Regions from separate parts of the Homo sapiens genome. Here region 1 is linked to region 2. The links are chromatin loops, found by intact Hi-C in ENCODE. Cell type or tissue: natural killer cell. All regions are shown on one strand.

What was found. A loop is a pair of places that touch in the nucleus more often than their neighbours do. Peaks named below come from ENCODE experiments on the same cell type or tissue, not always from the same donor. Only the 100,000 strongest peaks of a DNase experiment are listed, where the experiment ranks them.
Region 1: it touches region 2 in a loop (8-fold over the local background); 2 of 110 quality-filtered maps call a loop at or near these places.

The regions. Positions count from the first base shown.
Region 1 is chr5:59,353,046-59,361,045 of GRCh38, reverse strand. All of the region lies in intron 1 of PDE4D (phosphodiesterase 4D), which reads left to right. Among named protein-coding and RNA genes, the nearest start is that of PDE4D-AS1, 320 kb to the right of the region's middle. In natural killer cell, no CTCF peak of the experiment used is centred here; no DNase peak of the experiment used is centred here; H3K4me3 peaks cover 458 bases; H3K27ac peaks cover 2,527 bases.
Region 2 is chr5:59,124,154-59,132,153 of GRCh38, reverse strand. The region is part of intron 5 of PDE4D (phosphodiesterase 4D); the gene reads left to right. Among named protein-coding and RNA genes, the nearest start is that of PDE4D-AS1, 88 kb to the right of the region's middle. RefSeq lists enhancers at 3,559-4,468, 4,469-5,379. In natural killer cell, no CTCF peak of the experiment used is centred here; DNase peaks (open chromatin) are centred at 4,383, 4,913, 6,413, 7,733 and 2 weaker places; H3K4me3 peaks cover 920 bases; H3K27ac peaks cover 4,134 bases.

The DNA of each region.
Region 1 (8,000 bases), 230 kb before region 2:
AAACCTTAAGTGTCTAGTAAAACATTTTGATTCACAATCATAGTCATATTGATTTTTTATCATTATATTTAAGCATGCCTCTTATTGATTGTTTTAGTCTATATCCTGATTTTAGCTCTTTAATTACAGTTTGTGTCTGTTTGTGTCCTGGGTCATATATGAGTAATGGATGCAATTGTAGAAGCTTAAAACACAGAGCATGCTTTCCCAGTGTTCTTAAGACCATGGGGTACCTTCAATTCTGTTAATGTTTTACTGTTGCCAAGTCTTAAAATAATTGTCTCCCATTTCAGAACATGGAATAATTGACCTTTCAATCAAGTAGACTCATATAAGGTTTAGAATGAATATTTGAAAGCAATTCAAAGAAAATTTTGGTATTATTTTGCAACACTTCCATTTTGAGAAATAACTTATAGTTGATTTTGATAAGTAATGTAATAAAAATCATTTTTTACATTTACTTGTACTGAATGGATATTAGTTTTAAGGAGTACACAAGCCCCGTTATCAAACTGCCTTTTGTCACACTCTTTTGCAATGTATCATTCTGAAGATAGAATTACAACGACACCCTCATCAGAAGTAGATGGTAAATAACAGTCTGTTATTTGCTTCCACATTAACTTCTGCTGGCTTTGAGTCTGTAACCAGAGACTATTTCAAAATACAGCACTATCCTGAAACCCACTATCTGCCTGCTCTGGTTTCCTGAAGCAATGTCTTTCAACCTAACGCAACCCCACTGATGTAACTGCTTATTTCTCTGAAGTTCAGCTCAACCCTCGTCTCTTCCGTATGCCTGTTAACTAGAGACTTGATGCGCAAGTAATTGAATGCCTATGTGGATTACGTTTAACTTATCCCACTCTCAAATTTGGGAGTTTCATTTTTATTCATAGTAGCTATCTCCTATAAAGGAAATTCTGAGTTTCTGTGTCAGACACCGAAACCCAAATTTGCCATTTGTAACATCTGGAATCTTGGAACCAAAATCCCAGAAATATTCAAGAGGCAAAAACGATGCCTTATTTAGAGCTCTGCAGAACATAAGAGCTAAGTTATTGGCAGGAGACGGGCACTTTGCTGATACTTTAGTGGGGTTAGGACTTACATGGATAACAATTGGATTGGAGCAATGTTTAGATTTCCGAATCTGGTTTTCCCTAGGACATATAAAATTAGTGTGCACAACTTGTAAACATAATAATTTGTCTCAGGGATGGAACATCTCTCCTTGCTATTGAATCATGCTTTTACTAAAATTCATCTGGAAAAATAAACGCTTAATAAATGACAGTAATTAGAATGTTCAAAAGATGTCTTCTTTGTTCTTTTATACTCTTTGATACCCATGAAGTAAAAATTATAAACAGCTTGTTGTATTATAAATGCTAGTAAAGATTCATCCTAGAAAATCATTTTATTTAATTTCTTATTTTTTCCAAATGTCTAAATTCTCATGTCTGTGAAATATTAGCCAGTTCTTCAAAAACAATATTGATATTTCTATTTGAAATCAAGGCTTAATTTTGCTCATGATTAATCTCAGAAATAAGTAGCTTATTTCTATGACCTTACTGAGACCTGGTAACCTAAGAAGGATTATGTGTAACTGTGTGGAAGAAATGAAAAGGAGGCGGTAAGTAATTATTTAAGAAAAAATAATATTAATATTGACAGACACTTCTTGTGTCTGTAACTGATTTCACACTAGGAAAATGAAGCAGAGTTTCAATTTTCTTGTTCATAATTTCACATTTACAGTTCCATTGTTTTATCTTGCTTAACTGTTCTAGATGACTGCCTTTACAAAGCAGGGGGAAAAGAAGGAAGAAATGTTTTTGACAGTAATGAAAAAGACAAGATTAGTTCTCCTTCCTTGCACATTTTTAGAAAAAGTTGGACATTCCCTAGCAGATTCATTCTAGATTATTCGTATGTCCTTGTAGCTTATCAATTAGATATCCATTAAATTTGAATATCCCTTTAAAAAGGTAAATTTGTAAGCAAAGGCAGTTAATTATTTGTGAAAATGTATACTGCTGGCTTTAGCCTGAATACAAAGATAGGGTTTATCTTGCTATCAGTAAAATTGGGATAACAATGAAAATATTTTTCTGCTTCCAAAGTCGTATACATAAACTGTAGCTTTTATTAGAAATCAGTGATGCTGTTTCACCTACAAAAATTTAAACACCACTGGACAAAATGAGAGCTTTGTGTTGCCTGGAGGGTGAAAAAAGTCCATCTTTGCCAGCAACATCCCTTCTACTCTTCTGCTTGTCTTTGTGGCCTCCCTCCCCCTCCCTTTCACACCAAGCCACCTCACCCCACCAGCTGTTAGGGACTCCTCCCCTCTTTACGCAGATCACCAGTTATCTTACACTGTCTGGCTTTAGTCTCAGATGAAGACATTCTAATAAGCACCAAGTTGTTCAGCTCAGTGCTAACTCTGCCAGGAATGTGTGCATTTCCTAAGAGCTGCCGAAAATGGAAATTAAATAGTTTGAAAGAATTAAATGATAATGGTGGCATTTCATACACCAGAAGGGCAGATTGGCATCAGTGTAAGCACCTTTTCAGTCCTTCTTTGAGAACACCAGGAAAGTGGCTACCTGTTTTGCTCATGCGAAATTTGGATCTCTATACAAAAGCAAAAAGACAGTTTGTGAAGCGTTACAATATTGCAAGTTGATTCAGGGAGAATGTGTTGTGTTTATTTTTGAACTCTCTGCTCCTCCAAGGTTGCTGCTGTTCAGGGCAGTTCTCACTCACCCACTTTCTTTGAGCTCATGTCTGATAAGAAAGAGGTGAAACTGTAAAAACCTTTTCTATTACTCGTCTCCAAAGCTGATATGAAACCTGTAGCATTCTTAAGAACCCCTGGTGTCCTGGATGCTGTTGTGAAAACAAGCATAATGTTTAATGTCTTGAGCTTTTATTGAAATTATATGAATATTCAAGACTCCCTTGGTGTACAAGAGACAGATTGAGCTTTAGAGGTCTCAAAATTTGCAGATATGGTGATGTTCACTGAGCTCAACTCTTGGTCAATTTTGTCCAGTTCAGAGAGGGTTAAATTCACTCTTGGGCACTTGAAGCCTCTCTAATCTTATCCTGAAGAAGTGGCGCTCTCCCTTGGTTTACAGTTGAGGTCACCCGCGGGGCAGTGTTTGGATACAGACTGATGAAATTATGCTGCATTGTTAACATTGAATACCACTCAGTGGTGAGGACCGATGACGGCACTAGGGTCCTTTGACTCCTTGGGTACAATTTCTTGAAATAGATGCTTTCCCAAAATGTCCTGGACTCATAAAATATATGAAGGATTCTATTTGGCTTTCATCATTTATTTAATTTGAAAGAAAGTTGTTTTAACAGATTTATCAGAGTTAAGAAATGTTTCTAGGGAATAGAAAATGGACAAGATAATTGATCTTTGTTGTCAGAGTCATGCATTGTAATTCACTCTCTAAGGTGACGCAGCATCTCCTTGAGGGCAAAGCTGCCAAAAGTTCTGAAAGTGATCTGCCTGTTTTTTTTTCTCACACTGACTTTTAGAGAGGCGCTGGTATTTTCAAGACGAGTAAATCCTGTTTACATCCTGTGGAAGGTTGGCTAAGAATTATATCCATCTCTTTTTAAGAGAAGTTGAAATAAGGAAAATTATAGTTGGCAGTTAGCTGTGTGAAATTTAGTAATCTTTGTCAGATGACCCAGTCATAGGCATGTATTTTTTAAAATTTTTTAACGAAGCCCTGTGGGTTTACATTTTTTAAAGTTCACACTGATATAAAGGTTTACCCACTTCAATCACACCTTTTGTTGTGTGTGCATGCGTGTGTGTGTGTTGTGCTTTTCAGGAGTGGCATGTGACTATGCTGTTTAATCAGGGCTATATTTAAAAACAAATTTTCGAGGGAGTGTTTCTCACGTTAATTATGAGATAAGGCCTGAGTGAAGCAAACTCTGTCGCAAAGGCCAAGTGTCATGCAGCAGGAAGTCCTGGCCATCCCTTCCAGCCCTGCCTCAGCCAGCCTGCCATCTCTCTGTCAGCGCATACCACTGCACAAAGGAAATGCCCTCACTCAGCTACAAGTGCCTCCTGCTCCGTGCGGGGCCTCAGGGCCCCAGAGCCCCGCACCAGCTCTGACTTCTCGTGGTTCCTGGGGATCTTGGCATCGTCCTTAAAAATGGCTTTTGTTTGGGATCCTCTGGGAGCCACGGTGCCAGGACCATCTACAAGAGCCAAATCAAGATTGCGTTTCTCAAAGTCCTACAGGTATTACTCTTTTCCTTTTGTAGCTAGGAAGAATTGTTTAACTGCCTTAGGCCCCTTGCAAATAAGCCTTTGCCCTATGTTGACCTTCTAACTCCTAATGCTTGTTAAATTGACAATATATTAAATAAGAGCCAAGAAGATGATGTAAACCTTGAAATAGGGGTATGTAGGTACGTGCAGAAGTTGAAGGAAGTTGACTAACTTTAAAAGCTAATTCTGAGAGTTAAATGGCAAACTTAACAAAGCATTCATATTACTGCCACCTGAAAAACAGTGTATTAACTTGTCTAATGGCTTAATACAGTCAACTCTAAATGTTAGGGAAGGGTTCTTGTTTGACCAACAAAAAAAACACTACATTATTCTTCATAAGTGTTTCAGGGCACATGCACATGAAAAAATGGAAACTAATGCTGTTTCAGGTAGTAATTCAGTGTTCATCTTGCCCAGCAGAATTACATGTCATGAATTCAAACTAAATATTTTAATAATCTTTTGTTTCTGGAAGTCATATTAAAAATCTTGACCTCATGACTTCACTAAACTGTCAATGACTGTTTTACAACAAAATCAGCTTATTTTAACCAAATAACTGGAAAGAAAGAAAACACTTAAAAAATATTGGATTTCCTTCTTCATTTGAGTATTCTAGGTGTTAATAAAGAGAAGATTGATTATTCTTTATTATTGTTTAGAAAGAAAACCTTTTCTGTTTTTGATTGATTACAATCTATAGCACTGAAAGGTATCTATTTAATCAATAGTAAATAGAAGTGACATTGTTTGCAAAATTTTGGATATAAGGTCTTTCTTATTTAGACCAAATGCAGCACATCTGGAAGCTGCCAAGCCTATGTAGAAATATATATTAACACTGAATTAAAATGTGTTCTGATTTGCCTGCATATAAAACATTCAAAGTTTGAATTAAAATAATTTATAAGGATTAATTATTTGCTTTAGACACTAAAGAAGATAATGTCCTTGGAATTTTTAGGGAACTATAAAATCAGAGAAATCAAATTTAAAAATTTTGTATAACAATGCATAAGCAAACTTTGGCAAGAGGTAAATATAATTTGCCAGCTAAAGGTATAGGTATTAACTCCATTTATTTTTATTTCAAAATAAAATAATGATTTATTTGTTATGTTTGTTACAGCTATAAAATTTAGTTGAAAATTTTAAATTATATGCTTCCTATGTGCTTTGCATTTTGTTAAATGTGATTCTCATGCTTATTGTATGCTAAATTGTACATTTAGAACTTAACATCAATGATTTGCTAACATTACTGTGCATATTTCCAACATATGGTGGCTTCTAGGCTCTCTTCATCACTAGATCTGATAACAAGCTCCTTAATATCATAAATCTCCAGCTGCTGAATAAAGTAAAAGCAATAGCTTGATTGACTAATGAATTTGAGAAATCTCACGAAATGCAGAGTTTAAGCTCTTCTGTGTAGTTTGCAAATATATTATAAACCTTGCCTTCTCAATTTGGCAAAGATATTTTTATTTTGAGGTGTTATGGTATTGTAACAATTTAAAGCTATATGATAAATATATTTTTTCAAGGTTCCTTTGGTCAAGTTCTGACCCTTTCCAAAATATAAGCATTAGCAGCTAAGAATGACTTTTTCATGTATTTGAATACCTCACATCTGTAATTTTAACAAGTTTCATTTGTAACAAGTTTAAGAGGTGAGAATGACATCTCAAATATCCATCATGAGTCAGTTTCCTTCGGAAGCTTGAGAGGCTCAGTCCTTCCTTTACTTCCTCTTAATTTGAATATACAATTTCCCACAGAATAATTAATTTTTTTATATGTGCTGCTTTCACTGTTTGGAGGTTCTAGTTTATCTTTCCAGTTGCACTGCAAACTCTTTGAGGTTAGAAGTTTCCTTACATACAGCAAAAATGCCAGTAATGCCTATTTGATAAAGTATTCTGTTACCCTTTCTTATTTGGCATCACCCGATAATGTTTTATTGGCATAGCCAACTTGATATGATCATATCTATCATAAGTTGAATTGAGTGGAAGGGTTAGGGAGGTAGGAAGGCAGTTGGCCACTGGCTCTTGCATTTCTGCAGGTCCCTCATGTATCCAAAGGAGATTACGCATTCAGCCACGACAATGTACTGACAATAATGAAAAAAGGTACATATCATATAACTTAAAATTTTTATCATACCATAATACCTCAAATGCACCATGAGTCACTCTATATATATACAGACACATATACACACCACACACAGGCACATGCACGCACAGTTAAATGCTATAATTATCTTCTGAAGAGCATAGTTTTATTGCATAGCATTCTTGGAATTAAAGGTGTTAAACTATTTGATGTAAACATGTAAAATATCTCATAATGTCACAGCCTTGTTTTTGCATTTCTTATTTTTTAAAAAATATACAAAATCCTTACGCGGTGAAAGTAACTTAAGCTTATCTTGACCTTTAAGAGGCTTTGGATCTGATTCCATTATTGAAGCAACTGAAAGAACTGGACATTGGACAACATTTCTTCATTGAATTTCTCCCTTATAATTTTTTTTATGAGCAATATTTTTTATCTTGTAAAATCTTCAAATGTGCCTATTGTAGTGTCATTTTTCTTTGGCTATTGAATGGATAATAATGCATGCTACTGGGGGTACACTTAGCTTTAACTGGAATATTTTTCCTTGGCATGGCTTTTGCTGCCTGGTAATATTCAGGCTAAAGGAAAGCCAGGTGTACAAGATATGAAATTCAATTAGTGTCTGATTTGTTAAAGTAATAGCAAATCATATACATTTAATGAGTGTTGACTCTTGAGAAATACAATCTGAAACAGTTTTACAATGCTCAAAATAGATGTGAAAGTTTTTCAGCTGTGACAATTTTTTATCTTATGTGGGTAAAATACATTTTTATAAGAAAAGATTAATATATAGCTTATTAAGTTTGATTGAGGCAGAAAGAAGGATTGAAAGAGAAAAGAAGAGGGAGAGGGAAGGAAAGGCAGGGGAGAGGAGGGGAGCAGGGCCGTGGAAGGAGGAGTGAGGAAGAGAAAAAGAGAGAAAGCAGAGGGTTACATAATAAGGAAGGTACTTTTTCTCTGTGAGCCCAGAAGAGATTGCCAACCATGTTTTCAGTAATGGGATCAGTGTTAGCATTAGGGCACCACTTACAAAGATGAGTACTAATTTTGAGGGCAAGGTGCTGATTTATCTGCCTAGGTTCTGGCACACATGTTTAAAGATTCACCTAATTACTTTAGAGCAACGCCCCTCCCAAGTATTATAGAGAAGAAAGAGGAGAATGATGTGCTCAAGAAAACAATGTGGAGAAGTTTATATTGGTTGTTTAAACATAGTACCTAAAAAAAAAAAAATGGGGAAAAACGATCTGGGAAGTAAAGAAAGAATCAAGGAGCAAAGATTTAGCAAGCCTGTGGACCCTGACAACTCCAATAAGAGAACACTAGGGAATTTTGTGATTTAAAATATATTATTGCTTAAAACTACAGTAGTGTTCAAGGAAACTTTAAATAGAAAATTACTCTTCTTGAGATGATTCTGTCTTCCAAAGAGAACAAATCACAAGGATGTTAAAAGGAACATTTTATGTGACAAGTTTGGGGTAGGTACTATGTAAATAGAAGAGAAAGTCACTCAAGGTACATTTGAATGTAGGGCAGAGATTATTCC
Region 2 (8,000 bases):
ATTATTAAACTTTTTACATTTTAACTGATTTCTCTTATAGTAAAATTAATTATATATTAGCTTTGGGGTATACAAAATTGCACTTTGATAATAATATTTAGGAATTGGCAACTTTGTGGGCAAAGTTGTGGGAACTATCAGAAAAGTAAAAAATAAAGGTGGGACCCGAAAGAAGGAAGGATTGTAGGTTGGAGCCATACGCGACTAGAAACTAAGACATGTATCCTTAAAAACCCTCAAATCTGTGTTCTGATGGGAAAACCCTGCTAAGTCAATGGTTCCCAGACTTTGGAATTTCAAAACAAAAAACTGTGAGGCCCAACATACAATTACCAACTCTTCATTTTTGCCAAACAAAACTATTTTCAACAGAACACACTAACATATACTGGAACCATGATTTCATATTATGACATTTATTTTCCACATTCTATATACTTTTAATATGCAAAACAAGGACAAAAAGGGCAGTCATCTCCCATGGGGGGCTTAGAAATCTCTCATTAATGTGTGTGTGTGTGTGTGTGTGTGTGTGTGTGTGTGTGTGTGTGTGTGTTTTAAATTGGCCTTATTATTTCTTTAAATTTAACCAAGGGCCAGTAAAACTCCCTTTTGGAATACCACACGCCCGTGCTGTTCAGGAATGATTATGATAAAGTCATTCATGAGGACATAGAGTTATTTCATATGCTCTCAAAAATGACTTGCAGTGCGAAACACAGCTACTATTGGACAAGACAACAACCCAACTTTATATAACAATTTTTTAATTCACTAGTACTTGTGTATCAGTCAATAAAGTACCTGGTACTTGTGTACTAGGCACTGGGATGGAGTTGGGGATACGAAAGTGAAAAATATAGTCACAATTTCTACCTTATACTCTAGTAGGGGAAAGAAAAACAAAATGTATGATTGAACTGCCTTAAGCACCATGAAGGCAACATACAAATTGCTGTGAGAGCATATAACCAACTCAGAAATCAGCCTTAAACTGAGACCTAAAAAGGACTCCCCCTGTGCCTTTTGTATATTTAAGGCATCTTTTTTATATTCTAGAAATACAATATCATTGAGCAGATAGATTCCAAAGGGCCATCTTCTAGCTGGATGAAATAGAAAAGGGCACCCCTTCCTCAGGCTAACAGCCCTGCCTGCTGAGGGCATAGTTAGGTGAATGGATCATCACTAATGAATGGATGGTTTTAAAGAAGGGAATAACATGACCAAATTTGCATTTAACTTTACTCAATAGTCTGGAGTATTTAAATATGATTAAACCTTTTCTTTCCATTCACTTGAATGAGGCAGAAGGGCTATTCAGGAATTTAAAGTTGACTAAGGTATTGATTGGGTACAAAATTTTTACTAGGTAGGTAAGGGCAGGATGATTCCATTAGAAACAAGAACTTTTTCTCCAGTGCTCTGGGAAGAATTGATTGGTTCAGGGCTAAATCACCAAGATGAATACCTTCTTTTGATTCACACACCCTTTTGACATCTGGGTTTCCCTGAATCATATGCAATCTAGGACTTACGCAGACCACTCCAGTTTCACTTACGAAATTTGGGTTAGCCAACTTAAACAGTCATGGCTGTAATTTGCTTCTGAGTTAAAATGCTATTATTATTTTATGTTATTTATGGATTCCTGCAAAGGAGAAAGCATTTTTATTTTGATAAATTTTGTTATTAATGAAATTAACTCAATTTTGTAGTAACATAGTATACAGTGAAAATGTGCTTTACGAGATGCCGTGGCTTGTCTCTCAAATGGACAATGAGGCTTTCCGAAACCTTTGTGCCTTTAAGTTTAAGGAATTGATTTGGCGTCTTATCTCAGTGTACACAAAGCTTAGTTATCACCTAGGAAATATTGGATGTTTGTCTCAGGGAGAAGAGACAATTTTTGAGACCACAATTAGGTTTTGTAGCTATTTGACATCCAATTATAATCAGATACTCAGTGAAACATGCATTCATAATGCAGGCCAATGATCATATATTTGGCTTAGCTTTTCACTAGAAAAATTCTTTAAAGAAATATTGTCCTTCCAATTTTAGTGGTACTGAGGAACAGCTCTGGTTATAAGGGGGGAAATACTATATGTCCTTTGTTCAATCTTACTAATCTTTATTAATTTTATGATTTTCCCCATTTATTTTTTAAAAATCATTAATAAAATTATCCTTGATTGAGTTTCTCCTATGTGCTAGGCATTGTGATAGGACTTTAGTAAACATCATCTCTAACCCTTTCAATAACCCTGCAAGGTAGGGTCATATTTTATAGATAAGGAAACTGAGGCTCAGAGAAGTTATGTCTTGAAATTATATAGTAGCAAGTGGTTAAGCCAGGTTTCCAACACAGGTTTGTCTGACTCTAAAACCAGCATCTGCCCCATCTCCTCACCATTCGCGACCAGAATGTGATGCACGTCTACCAAAAAGAGAGTAGCAAAAGGTGATTTATAGAAGCAGTTACAGTCCTCTGAAGAGAAGGCAAAACTATTGGGGATAGGGAAAAAGTAACTATAAAGATCATATTTATATAATCGAATATTAACTTAATGGCTTGAATTAGGTGGCAAATAAAATATATTAGCAAGCAATGTTACAAACCATGGTGAGAGCTATGTAGTAGATGAAGCAGAATGATGGCTGGGCTCAGGGAGCTCATACATTTGGAACCCAGATAAATCTTTGCTCCTTCTTCCCAGAGCCCATCATCACTTTTTAAAAACACGTCTTTGCTGGGCTCAGTGGCTTACATCTGTAATCTCAGCACTTTGGGAGGCAAGGCAGGAGGATTACTTGAGCCCAGGAGTTTGAGACCAGCCTGGGCAACATAGGGAGATGCTGTCTCTACAAAAAATAACAAAGAACAAAACCATCTGAATTTCATGCATTCCAACATATATTATTTTGTTCCATTCTACTTAATAACCTTTACACTAGTTGTGAAACTCACTGAAAACAAAGGAGAAACTCATTATAATTCATCTAAACATTCCTGAAATATCACTTTAATCAAAAAATTAAGAAATATTGCTCAGATTTAAAAGAAAAATGGAAACTCCCTTGGCAAGTGGGTTTGAGGTTTGGTCATTAGGTTTTGAATAATCAGGAGCTATGTGTTGTAGTAGGAAAAGCATACCATTTAGAGAGAGACAGCTTTAGTTTGTCAGTCCTGCCTCTTAATAGGTGGATGACCTTGAGTAAAGCATGACGCAGCCTTTGGGCATCAGTTTCCTCACTTAAAGGTAGAAGGGTTGAACCAGGTGTAAGCTGCTGTTCTTCCATGTTATGATTCTAAATAGTTCTAGATGGAATTATGTTGCACATTTCATATGTTGTTAAACAGCTTCTCTCTGGAACAGTTGCTCCTAATCTCCTAATAAGCTTACTATGGGTCACTCAGCAATCTTCAAGAGAAACAAACATTATTTGGTTGGTGGATACCAAGACAATTCTGATGTGTTTGTGTCAAAGATTGGTCAGATGAAATCTAACTAGACATGTATCATTCCATCATCAAGCGAAATGACCTTGACTCTAAACATCTTAATTTGAACTGTAGACATTTCCCAAATGCTTTAGGGTAGATTTGGACCATAATACACTCCACTGTAAATGGAGAAAGTTCATCATCCCCATAATAATTGCCCCCAAACTGCTAGGTAGGAATGCATACTGGGTTTAGTATGTATTAACTCCCTTGTGAATTCAGCTTTTGAGAGCAGACCTCTTAACAAGTCATGAGTATTTAGAGTGAAATATTTAATTCTTAGTGATACTATTTTCCTATTCTGCTATTATTATTCAGCTATGATTATTTTCCTTCTCCTCCCAACCTCCTATTTCTTTTTCTTTATTAAAAAAAGGAGAGGAGGTGCATGCTGCCATCTGGGGTGAATATGGGCTTCACGTGGGGACCTGGGCGCTGGTTCTGATCCAGAGAGTGAGCTAGGAGCACTTACACAAGAGGGTCTTAGCCACTGTGTCGGGGGAATAGCCTTATATCAAAGACTGAAGCCTTTTAGTAAAACCTGAAGAATAATCAGAAGCAGCATTGACTAGTCTCTAACCTTGGTTGAGGGACACACACACACACACACACACACACACACACACACACGGCTCTGAAAGCTCAGACACGGAGGACACGCTGTGATCCACTTAGCCCTCTCTTCTCCTTCAGGGGGTCCTTGCAGGACAGAACGCTAAGGAACAAAGTCTTAACTGGCAAGCTGCCGGCAGAAGGAGACTGTCTGGTGGATTGCAGCGCTGATTAGGAACGGGGAGTCCTTTGCGTTTCAGAATCCGGTCCACATTTTGCTGAGAGCCCAGGCACTGTGAATAAGAGGAGCCTCTGAGGACTGGTTTCTGATGTCGCACTAGGCATGATAAGAATGCCATTGACGTCAGCAGAGTCATCATCAGGGAGAATGGCACCCCAGCTCTTGAAACCACACCAAGCAATTGCAGTGCTTTTGAAAATTAAAAGCCGGTGCTGGAGTGTGGGGGGTGAGGTGGGGGGTGGGGGGGTGGGGAGGGAAAGAAGCAAAGAGGGAAGTCGTGGCTCCAGCTGAACTCTTCTTTCTTCTATGCGTTTCCTGTATTTTAAAAAGGCAGGCTCACGGCCCTCCTGTGCACACGCCCGCTCACTCACACACACTGCTGCCTGGGCTCATTAACCTAAATTGGGGGAGGTGGGGGAAGAAGAAAGAGAGAAAGAAGGAAAAAAATTAATTCTGTTAACACTTCTGCATGCACATAAAACAAACTGTGCCACCCAGGTGCTGGACAGAGGCCCTGAGCCACATAAGCCTCTGAGAATCAAATTGCTGAGGTAAAACTGATATGCTTTAAATGTGTGTTGATGAAGAGATTACAAGGGAGGAATTAAACACTTCAAAGGAGCTACTACAAAGCAACAATCACTCTTCCCCCATCCCTCACACACGCACATTACTGTGGACGCTTGCATGTTTGTGTGTCTGCCTGAGAAAATGGCAAAGTTGGTTTAGGAAGGGAACACTGCAGGCATGTTGTGATTTCAGCTTTCACAGGCAGCTCCAAGAACATCACCTCCAGCTATAATTCAACGGTTACCTGGACTGGAAAATGTCTTGGAGGTTACGAAGTCTTTGAATTCTTTAGTGTAAATTGTCTCCGCTTTGAAATTCCACAATTGATCGAATCCTTTCATTCTCTTTCCCACTCCTAATTGTTCCACTCTAACTCTCCACCCACCGCCAGGAATATGAAAACAACATAGAGTAGAACTGATGATATCAGCTGTATAACACGCTTTATTTTACGGCATTAATGGGCAGCTTTCCAAGTCCATAAAAATCTTTTGCTGATCTGATTTTAATATCCATATTCTTCAGTTATACTAGAAAGAATGATTTCCGAGATGTGGAAATGTTAGCCGGGAAACAAAAGGACATAGGCACATAAAGCAAAATCTGGCAGGAAATGTGGGTTTAATAAATTGAATTATGTGAAACTCCTATTTCAAATGGACTGATACTAGAGGAGCAGCCCTCGAGAGATATGCACAGTAATGATTCTTCGTTTTCAAAGACCTGTTTCTTTTTGAAAAGGAAGAAGCCCTGAACAGCATTCCTTTCAAATACACAAAGGTAGCTAAAGTACAACCTTCTCCTCTTTCCTATTTGTTCTTTAAAAAATTGTAAAAATTATATTAAGTGTGCTTCTTGTGATAGAGTCAATAAAGGGAGAAGGAGTTTAGCAAAGCACATTTACTATATACTCTTAACCCGTCTTGCTTACTGTAATAATCGAAAGAAAGATGGCTAATTGTCTTGCAGGAATTTGGGTTATCCTCTGAAAGGATACAAGTAAATTTGTAACTTGGGTCGTATTGGCTATTTTTTGTTCTCTTTTGCTTTCATTTTTGTTTTGTCTGAGGTTTATAAATGGAACCCTTCTTTCCTTTCTTCCTTTTTTCCTTCCTTCCTTCTTCCCTTCCTTTTTTCCTTTCTTCCTTGCTTTCTCTCTCTCTCTCTCTCTCTCTTTTTTTTTTTTTACAATTGTACTTAAAAGAATAAAGGATTCTGAAAATCAGTTCCAGGATCCAATAAGGGCCTAGATTGTATATCACAGGATCAGAGCCCCTTGCTCTCAAATTTATGATTGTGAGGATGTATTATTGTATTTGGGGGATCAATAAGCAGAGCCAGAGCCTTCACACAAGGCTCCTTGTGCCCCCTCCCCCGCTCCATCCCATGAGGTTAAAAAGCACTGACTTTGACTTTAACACTGTGAACAAAATACAGAACAACTGTTTCAATTCCCTTCACTATTTCTGCTATGTGCCTAGATTAGATGTTTTCTGACCTGTCTCCCTAAGTTGTTCCTGTCACTTGTGTCTGTCATTCGCTCCCCCATCGCATCCTGCCCAACCCTCCCTGTCTATGATTCGAATTGCTCTCTGTCCAGATCATTTCCTGCAGTGAAAAACGAAGAAAGACTTTCTCCCTTCTTCCCACCTACACATTCCTTTTGTCCCCCAAGATATCCCTTCCTCTTGCCTGGAATCTTCCCAGGCCTTAATTGATTGATTTAGGCCCCCTTTGCACCAGGCACCCTAGCGGAAGCCCAGAAAGCCCCAAGAGTCTGGATGTGTTTTGGAGAGCAGGCTCAGGTTCACTGCACACTAATTTGCAGCAGGAAGTGCTAGGAAGCCCGATGAGGGATGGGAATTAGCAAATAAGGTTGGCAGTCAATTGACAGAGGAAGCTTAAGGAAGAGGATCATTTTGAAAAGGAAAAATAATTTAATCCTTTTCAGGTGTGTTAATTTCTTTCGTGGACCAAATTACCATGGACCTGGAATAGTTGAGATTTTCCCTAAGGTCTGGCTGTACTTCATAGGGAAGAAGCAAGGGTAAGTGCAGTAAATTTGATTATGGACACCAGTCTAACTCTAGCTTAATGAGCCATGGAAACAAAATAGCTCAATCTCTTCTAACTGCTGTAATGCAACACTAGGAGCATTGAGAGCACTGTGGTTTTGGTTACACAAATTTGTAGTACAGGCCTTGCCTCAGCATTTGAACATTTCAGCAAGAGAGCTGAACTTGCTTCGTTCTTCATGTAGCAGATATAAGTCTTTTGGAATTAATTTGAAAAAAAAAGAAAAGAAAAGAAAAGAAATGTACCCAGAAAGCAAGAGATCTTAAATGTATCCAAAACCTAGAACAAACAAACATTAACATTTGCCATAATTACTGTGGGTGTTTTTAATAAAAATATATAGATAGATAATTTTGGAGGTTGCATTTCCCCACCATCACTGCCAGCCTCATTTTTCTTCCATCCTCTCCAGAACAACCTCTGCCATAAATTTAGGAAATAGTCAACCTGTTCACATTTTCATCTTTTTACTATATATGTTCTTATTCACAAACGAATATGTTGTAGTTATAAAAAGTCATCAGTATCTTTTAGCTTATTTTTTTAAATGCAACATTATGTTTGTTGGATCATTTTACTCTTGTCCCAGTGCACCCTGTAATTCCCATGAATTGACAGGTAGCGATAGATCAGCAGTAGTAAAGTAACTGATATGGGTAGGTTAATAGAATGACCCTTTTAAGAAGGGATCTCAAAGAGGGAGGCTAGGTAAGCTACAAAATTATCAGGGCGAAATGCAGTGAGGTAGAAGTGAAAGCAGCTTAGAGTCAGCCTGGGCTAAGATAAATGAGGAGTGGAGCTGCAGCTGGAGGAGCAAGAGAATATGGTCTACTCGAGTATAAATCAAGCTTGCTGGTGAGCAGTTTAGGACTAGCTCCTGGTTTTACAGCAAGACTTTTTATGTGATCTTGACCAAACCACTGCACTTGATTGCTCCTTTCTACTCCTTGGTCCTCACGTGTCAAATAAAACCCCTGAATTGCAGAGCCAAAATGCAAACAAATAGAACTCCTCACTCAACCTCCCTCAGTTTATAAGTAAGGAAATGAAGAC